Linked DNA regions of Homo sapiens: region 2 is linked to region 1. A link is a contact called in ENCODE Hi-C data. All regions are on one chromosome and are shown on one strand. The core of a region is the stretch at or near the end of the contact, and the rest is flanking DNA. Distances in the headings are between cores, read along the strand shown.

Evidence for each region. Hi-C counts contacts between places; a loop is a spot of excess contacts on that map. Pooled maps may share reads with other maps.
Region 2: a loop to region 1 is called in a map with no recorded cell type, with 6 times the contacts of the local background. The contact joins the promoter of POU2AF1 here to the promoter of DDX10 in region 1. A Hi-C loop is called at or near these places in 2 of 37 single-sample maps with no recorded cell type and 5 of 50 pooled maps.

What each region holds. Positions count from the first base shown.
Region 1 is chr11:108,663,291-108,666,911 of GRCh38, reverse strand. DDX10 (DEAD-box helicase 10) reads right to left here and starts at 1,843. Exons shown (of 18, transcript NM_004398.4): 1 at 1,573-1,843. The coding sequence starts at 1,758.
Region 2 is chr11:111,377,598-111,381,218 of GRCh38, reverse strand. POU2AF1 (POU class 2 homeobox associating factor 1) reads left to right here and starts at 1,944. Exons shown (of 5, transcript NM_006235.3): 1 at 1,944-2,057. The coding sequence starts at 2,042. RefSeq lists enhancers at 788-1,007, 1,228-1,317, 1,968-2,017.

The sequences.
Region 1 (3,621 bases), core at 594-3,093:
GGATGTGGTGCTGAAAATGATCCCAACTCATGTCCATGTATTAACTTCTGGAAGGGATGAATGTTACCTTACATGGCAAAAGTGACTTTTCAGATGTGATTAAATTAAAGATCTTGGGATGGGGTGATTATCCTGGATTATCTGTGTAGGCCCTAAACGCAATCGTAAGCGCCCTTATAACAGAGGAACAGAGATAGACTGACACAGGAGAAGGCAGAGACTGGAGTTATGCAGCCACAGGCCAAGGAATGCCAGCAGCCACCAGAAGCTACAAGAGGCAGGAAACAGATTCTCCCCTAGAACCTCTGGAGGGAGCAAGTCCCTGCTGACACCTTGATTTTGGCCCAGTGAAACTGATTTCAGACGTATGGCCTCCAGAACTGTGACAAGGTAAATCTCTGTTGTTGCTGGGCTTTTTTGTTTGTTTGTTTAAGACAGAGTCTCACTCATGTCACCCAGTCTGGAGTGCAATGGTGCGATCTGGGCTCACTGCAACCTCTGCCTCCCGGGTTCAAGCGATTCTCTTGCCTCAGCCTCCCGAGTAGCTGGGATTACAGGCACCCACCACTAGGCCCAGCTAATTTTTTTGTATTTTTAGTAGAGGCGGGGTTTCACCATGTTGGTCAGGCTGGTCTCGAACTCCTGACCTCAAGATCTCTGTTGTTTTAAGCCGCCAAGTTTGTGGTAATTTGTTACAATGGCAACCTTAGTTACAAGAATGTTCCATCTGTTAAATCCCTGATTGTACTGCACTAGAAGGGGGCTGAGAAGCTGAAAGATGTGGGTGAAGACCAACAAACATGGGATTTAGGGAAAGGGAAAAGAGGAATTGACAGACCTGTGGAGTCTGGAGGTTGGGGGAAGAAGTCAGGAGGTCAAAGTGATCATTACAGGTATACTCATCTGGGAACACCAGCTACAATGTGGGGATGATAGGTGACAGAAACAGACCAGCGGTCCAGCTTTTCTAGGCCAATTCTTGGATGGGGACATGAAGCCTGTGGAGAAAATGAGGTGGCCACAGGAAGGAGCATAGATGATGTTGAGGGATGCAGTCTGGCTTCATGGTTAAAAGCAAAGGCTTTGGGATTAGAAAGACATGGATCTAGCTTCCAATTCCACACCACCTACTAAGCGTGAAAGATTCGGACAAGTTTCATTCCTCTTAGAACCTCAATTATCTCATCTGTTAAATAGGATTATTAATATCCATACCTCAGATCAAGTCAAACAATTACTGTAAGCACATGGTGAGTGCTTAAAAATGTAGGTGTCATTATTACCACTATTGTCATCAGTATTATTAATATGAATATGACTGTAGCTATTACAGCATTAGTCTCCCTACCCTTAGGTACGGCCGCATTTCTATTATTTTTTTAGGAACAGTGTGGCAAGCAGAAGAGTGGCCAGAACGGTGCAGAGGTTTGAGCTGTGGCACCCGGCGTGACCTCTCATTCCCGGCCGGGTCCCGGTGACAGATCCGCCGCCTCCACTCTGCAACTCCTCGCCGCAGTGAGACGCTGCCCCGCTGCTGGCCGGCCCGAGCCCCCTCCCCAGCGCCGGCCTCACCTTTTCATAGTTCTGCATGAGGCGGCTGATACTCTCGCGCTCGACCTGCCATTCGGGTTTCTTCAGTTGCTTCCTCAACTGCTTCTTTTTGTTCTGCCTATGGCTGTGTTTTTTCTTCCAGCGATTGAAGCTCCGCACCGGGTCGGGTCGGGCTCCCGAACCCGGAGAGTTGGCCGTTTTGCCCATTGCGGCGGCGGCGGCGACAGCTCGGATCAACCCCAGACACGAGACACCTAAGGCCAGACTCACGGAACCAGCATGGGACAAACGCACAGAGGCGCATGCGCGAACTCAGAAGCCCGCCCCCGAGCTTTTGAAACCGGGGCACGCGCCAATGACGTCAGGAAAAGGAGGGCTGTGATTGGCGAATTGGCTCCTGCTGGGAGGGGCAGCCTGGGGAAACGGGGGCGCAGCACTCCACGGAAGGGGGCGAGCTGAGCCGAGCCGGGAGCACGCCGGCTCTTTAAAAAAAAACGCATGCGCACTGTTGTTGTTACTATGGTGACGTCATACACTGACCCTTTAAGGGCTATTAACACATTTGCTCCAGGTTCAACTTTGCTAAGCGTTCGTGAGTATGTGTGTAAACACATACAATCTGTGAATGAAAATTGTGACCCTCGTTTTGCACTTTTCGGGCCAACGAGCCAAAAGATTTGCCCAGAAGTAAACAGCTAGTTAGTGACTTCTGATTTCCATCCATGGTGGTTGTACTTCCTCAGGAATAAAAATGAATATTCTATATTCTTCTTATGCCCCTCTGGGTTTTCCTTTTCCTCTGGGCCCCTCAGACTCTAGCTGCAACAGCAAGGAAACTGGAACGGAATCAAATTGAATTTGCCTTAAAATGCTTTTATGGAGACAAAATGATAACTAAACGTAAGGAGGTAGGTAATAGAGGCCGGGCACGGTGGCTCACGCCTGTAATTCCAGCAATTTGGGAGGTCGAGGTGGGTGGATCACCTGAGGTCAGGAGGTCGAGACCAGCCTGGCCAATATGGTGATGCCCTGTCTCTGCTAAAAATACAAAAATTAGCCAGGCGTGGTGGTGCACACCTATAATCCTAGCTACTTGGGAGGCTGAGGCAGGAGAATCGCTTGAACCCCGGGGGCGGAGGTTATAGTGAGCCAAGATCGCCCCACTTCACCACAGCCTGGGTGAAAGAGTGAAACTCCGTCAAAAAAAAAAAAAAAAGGAGGTAATAGAAAAGTTATTGCAAGTTGGACATTTAAGTGAACTGGCTTTCAATGAATTGAATTTTTTGACACATTTACCTACAGCCTCCAGGAAAACACCGGATGTGGGTGGGAGAGCTTAGCTGTAGCAAAGGAGATTGGAAAATTGAGTTCAAAGTTCACAGGCAGAATTTTGGGCTCTCAAATTTCCTTTCCAACCCCACATATCCAGATCACTACTCTCAACTCTATGCCCATCCTCCAAACAAGACATGGCTTATTGGAAGGGAGTGAGGACAGGAGGTGAACAAGAGAATTTCCACACTCAGGAACACTAGATGTGGTAGACAGTAAAGCTCAATAAGGAGTGATTACATGAAAGTGTATATACATCCTCAAAAAATTAAAAATAGAACTCCACGTGAGCCAGCAATTTCACTTCTGGGTATGCATAGCCAAAATAATCGAAAGCAGGGTCTCAGATATTTGCATACCGTGTTCACCACAGCACTATAGCTAAAATGTGGAAGCAACCCAGGTGTCTATCAACTGATGAATGAGTAAACAAAACATAATATGTACCTAAAATGGAATATTATTCAGCCTTCATAAAGAAGGAATTTCTGACACATGCCACAACGTGGATAAACTTTAAGAATATTAAGCTAAGTGAAATAAGCCAGTCACAAAAGGACAAATACTATATATGGTTCTATTTATATGAGAAACTTAGAGTTGTCAAAATAATAGAGAAAGTAGACTTGTGGTTGCCAGGGACTCAGGCAACCAGGGGGTTACTGTTTAATCAGTGCAGAGTTCCAGTTTGGTAAGATGAAAAGAGTTCTGCAGATTGGTTGCACAACAATGAGAATG
Region 2 (3,621 bases), core at 695-3,194, 2.7 Mb before region 1:
CTGAGATGAATAAGAAAAAGTTCTGAATTTCACGGACTTGGAGAGAATAAGACATGACCAAAAGAGACAAAAGACAGACCCGTGGGAGAGAGGACCAGCGAGGCCACATATCCTCCTACGAACCTGTGAGACACTCACAGAACTGGTTCTTCATTTTATAGATGAGGAAACTGAGGCTAGAAGAGTTATGTGACTTGTTGAAGGGGACACAGTGAGTGAGTGTCAGAGCCTTCATGGGAACCCACGTCTCCTGTGACTGAGGCAGGCCTGAGGGATGTGCCTCTGTTTCTCATGGAAACTCCTTGGCGCAGCCCAAGGCCTTGAGATGCTGCCCCCTGCCAGGCCAGGGTGTGGGCTGCCAGCCACCACAGCATGGGGGCCTCCACTGTCCTGAACTTCAGAGGCTTTGCGGGGAGGGCTTATAGGCAGCCAGGAGACAGCCTTCTCTGGCTTTTAAGTGAATCATTTATAAAATGTTGACAGCATTTCTCCTCAAGACCTGCCCTCAAATCAGCAACCGATTAGAGACAGTAATTCATAACTTTATCAGATGAATTTTTATTGGGGGTCACTATGCTCCAGGTCTTGTGTGGGGCACTGGAGAGGCAAAGATGAAACCTCCTTGAGAAACTGTCAGAGTCATGTGACAATTCACCATCACATAATGAACAAAGTGCTCTAAGATCTGAGAAGACGAACAAGTATTCTCTGGGCTGGGGGTTTGTCCTTCCGGCAAGAGAGGACGGCAAGGTCAAAGGCAGGGAATTGCATGGGTGTTTGGTGGTGCTTAGAGGGCACTGGGACCAGTGGTAGGAGGGCAGTTGGTGGTGAGGCTGGAAAGGAAGGCAACGGCTCGATTGTGGGAGGCCTTCTAGGCCTCCAGCTCTGTGGCTGAAGGGAGAAGGTGAATGCTTTGTAGGCTAGGGGATAGCATGATCAGGTCTAGGTGGTGCAAGATGGCTCTGAGGCAGTATGGATGGCAGAGCAGCAAGGCCCCACACCTGCTCTAGGGGGTGTGCCAAGGGGTCTTGACCCCAAACTGACTGAGTCCCTGGAGCCTGAGCATGTGGACCTCAGATATGCAGTGGCAGAAGGCTTCCAAACTGTGAAGGAACCGGTAGCCAACACCATCTACACTTCCAGATGGTGAGCCCATGACTTACTTAAAGAAGCTTCCTGTTATCAGTGGGTGGGCACTCGCAAAGAGGCTCTGTTCATCTTGTGCCTACAAGCCCAGATCCAGTCAAAGAGCACGGGCATGTTCTCCTTCCTTCCTTGAGGGTTGGCCTCTTTTTCCGTGGGCATAGCCGACATCAGAGCCAGCGCCCCCATATTTCAGCATGATTAAGCCTTGCCATTTTGGGGGTGGCTGGGGGCGAGGGGAGGGGCTACTGTGTTTCAAAATGGAATAAACAGAAAAGCAATATTGAAAGAATGAGGAGGTTGTTTACTGAGGCTTGAAGAGATGACAGGTGTTTCCTCCCAGTTGAGAACCAGTGACCCCTGGGAATCGCATTTCCCGCTGAGCAGGCGCCCATGGCGGGCTGAGTCCTGCCCATGCCCTGGTGGCCTGGAAGCCTGCATGGGCGCCGTGCAAAGATCAACGTTTTCCAGAGGAGCTTTTGGGCTCATCACTGGCCTGGGGAGGGCTTGACACGGGGTTCCCACAGCTTGCCCCACACCACCTTCACACCCACACACAGCAGGTCCCCGCGGGGCCGGTGCAGGCTGTGGCTGCCCGCGCTGCGCTGTTGCTCTGTCCCAGCTGGCTAGCTCCGAGTGTGGAGCGCTCTGGGCCGGGGCCGCTGGGGCGCGCACAGTGGGGTGACAGGCGGCCTGGCTGCAGAAACGTTGCACCGGTGCCTGAGGTGGGAGGATGTGATGACGCGGCCCACGCAGCGGGAACCCAGGCCTTTAAAAAGCCCAGGAAACAGCCTCAGCTCAAGCGGTGGCTCCACTGGAGGAAAACACACCCCGGTCTCACATTAAAGAAGCCAAACTGTCGGCTTCAAAGAGAAAAGGCAACATCCTGTCACAGGCCATGCTCTGGCAAAAACGTAAGTGGTTTGGCTGTGGCTGTCAGACCCAAGCGAGTGCCAGCGGGGCAGGGCGATCACAGCTTGGTCTGGAATTGGGGAGCTGGTGGTGGAGGTGATGGGGCCACGGGGGGAGGGGGTCTGGGTTCCAAGCCCCGGAGCAGGGAGGGGGGAGGTGGGCGGGATGGAGCCTGGTGGAGAAACCAGCCTGTCAGAGGTGATGCTGATTTTCCAGGCTGGAGGGGAACGAACTAGTGTTCCAAGGTGGGACGGCTCAGGGTACCTCCGCTTCTGTGCATGAATCACTGTGGTGAAGAAAGGGCAGTTTATGATTCACACAACAAAAGCCAGATGTGGGATGGGTTTGGGGTTGGGAGGGAAAAGCCATGCAGTTCTTTACAGGAGGGGCTTTATTTCCATAAGCAGTGGCTCTTCAGCCTTCTGTTGAATTCCCTGGGCCTGTTTCTAGCTGAGTGACTTAGCTTTCTGCCAGGTGTGACTTGTCCCTGTGGATACCCTGGGAGGAGTGGAGATCTGGCTCGGTGAAGCGTGTCCTCACTTGCTCCACTGTCTTGCCTTTCGTCATTCTTTTTCCCCTTCTGTGACAAGGCTTGTCCATCCCACTGCAAAGGATGCAGTGGGTTTATCTTTGGCCTTGATTTTTATCCCCGGAGTTGGATGAAACAATTGTGAACTTTATTTTCCTTTATGTGGACCAAACAGCGACTTACCTTACTAATAACTGAAATAATACAGATTATTTACAACATTCTTTTCACGAGGTAAACAGCGTCAACTCATCAGCTTCTGAGAGTTGAACCTTATTGGGGCTAGTTCTATACTTCCTCAAGCAAGAAGAATGACCAAAAATTGCTCTGTCTTTCTCTTAAAGATTCTTGGTTCCTTAAAATTCGTTTTAATTAATTTTAGTATGCTGTGCCTCAAGCAAGCTTAATATAAGAGAATCTAGATTTACAGAAGAAGATATATTAGGGAATGTTTTTATTTTATGGAAAGATACTTGATTGGATCCACTAAAGTTCGGAAAATATAACTTCATTGATTAAAATGTGACACTGTCATCACCAATTTATTGTTTGCTTTATGTCTTATGTAAATTTCTCTGGAATTAAGCTGATTAACCAGTAACACAGAAGAGTGATTTCAAAATTTCTCAGGTTGTGAAGACCCACCATTGTTTGATATCAAAAGGTCAATTTTTTAAAAAAATAAAGAGAAATGAGCTTTAATTTGGGTTTGAGAGTTATGGACTCCTTCCAAGATAACTAGGAATATTCAAGAATTGTTGGCACGCCACTCTTCCCAACAGGCGATGGAGCAGCGGCAGCCTATCCTTTCTGGGACAATGGCAGCTGACCCTGTTGTGAGTGCTGTGTGGATGAGAGCAGGTGGGCATTCATCTTTTTACTGGGGGCCCCTAAGCATCTGTGTGCCCTTTCACTCAGGGCTGAATCATTTGATTTTTGTGTGAGCCCCTGGAAGGAGTTTTGCCTCAGCTCCTACCTTCTATGAGCAAGCCACTTTCCTTTTTCTCAATCCTTAGGTTTTTTGTATGTTAAGTGGG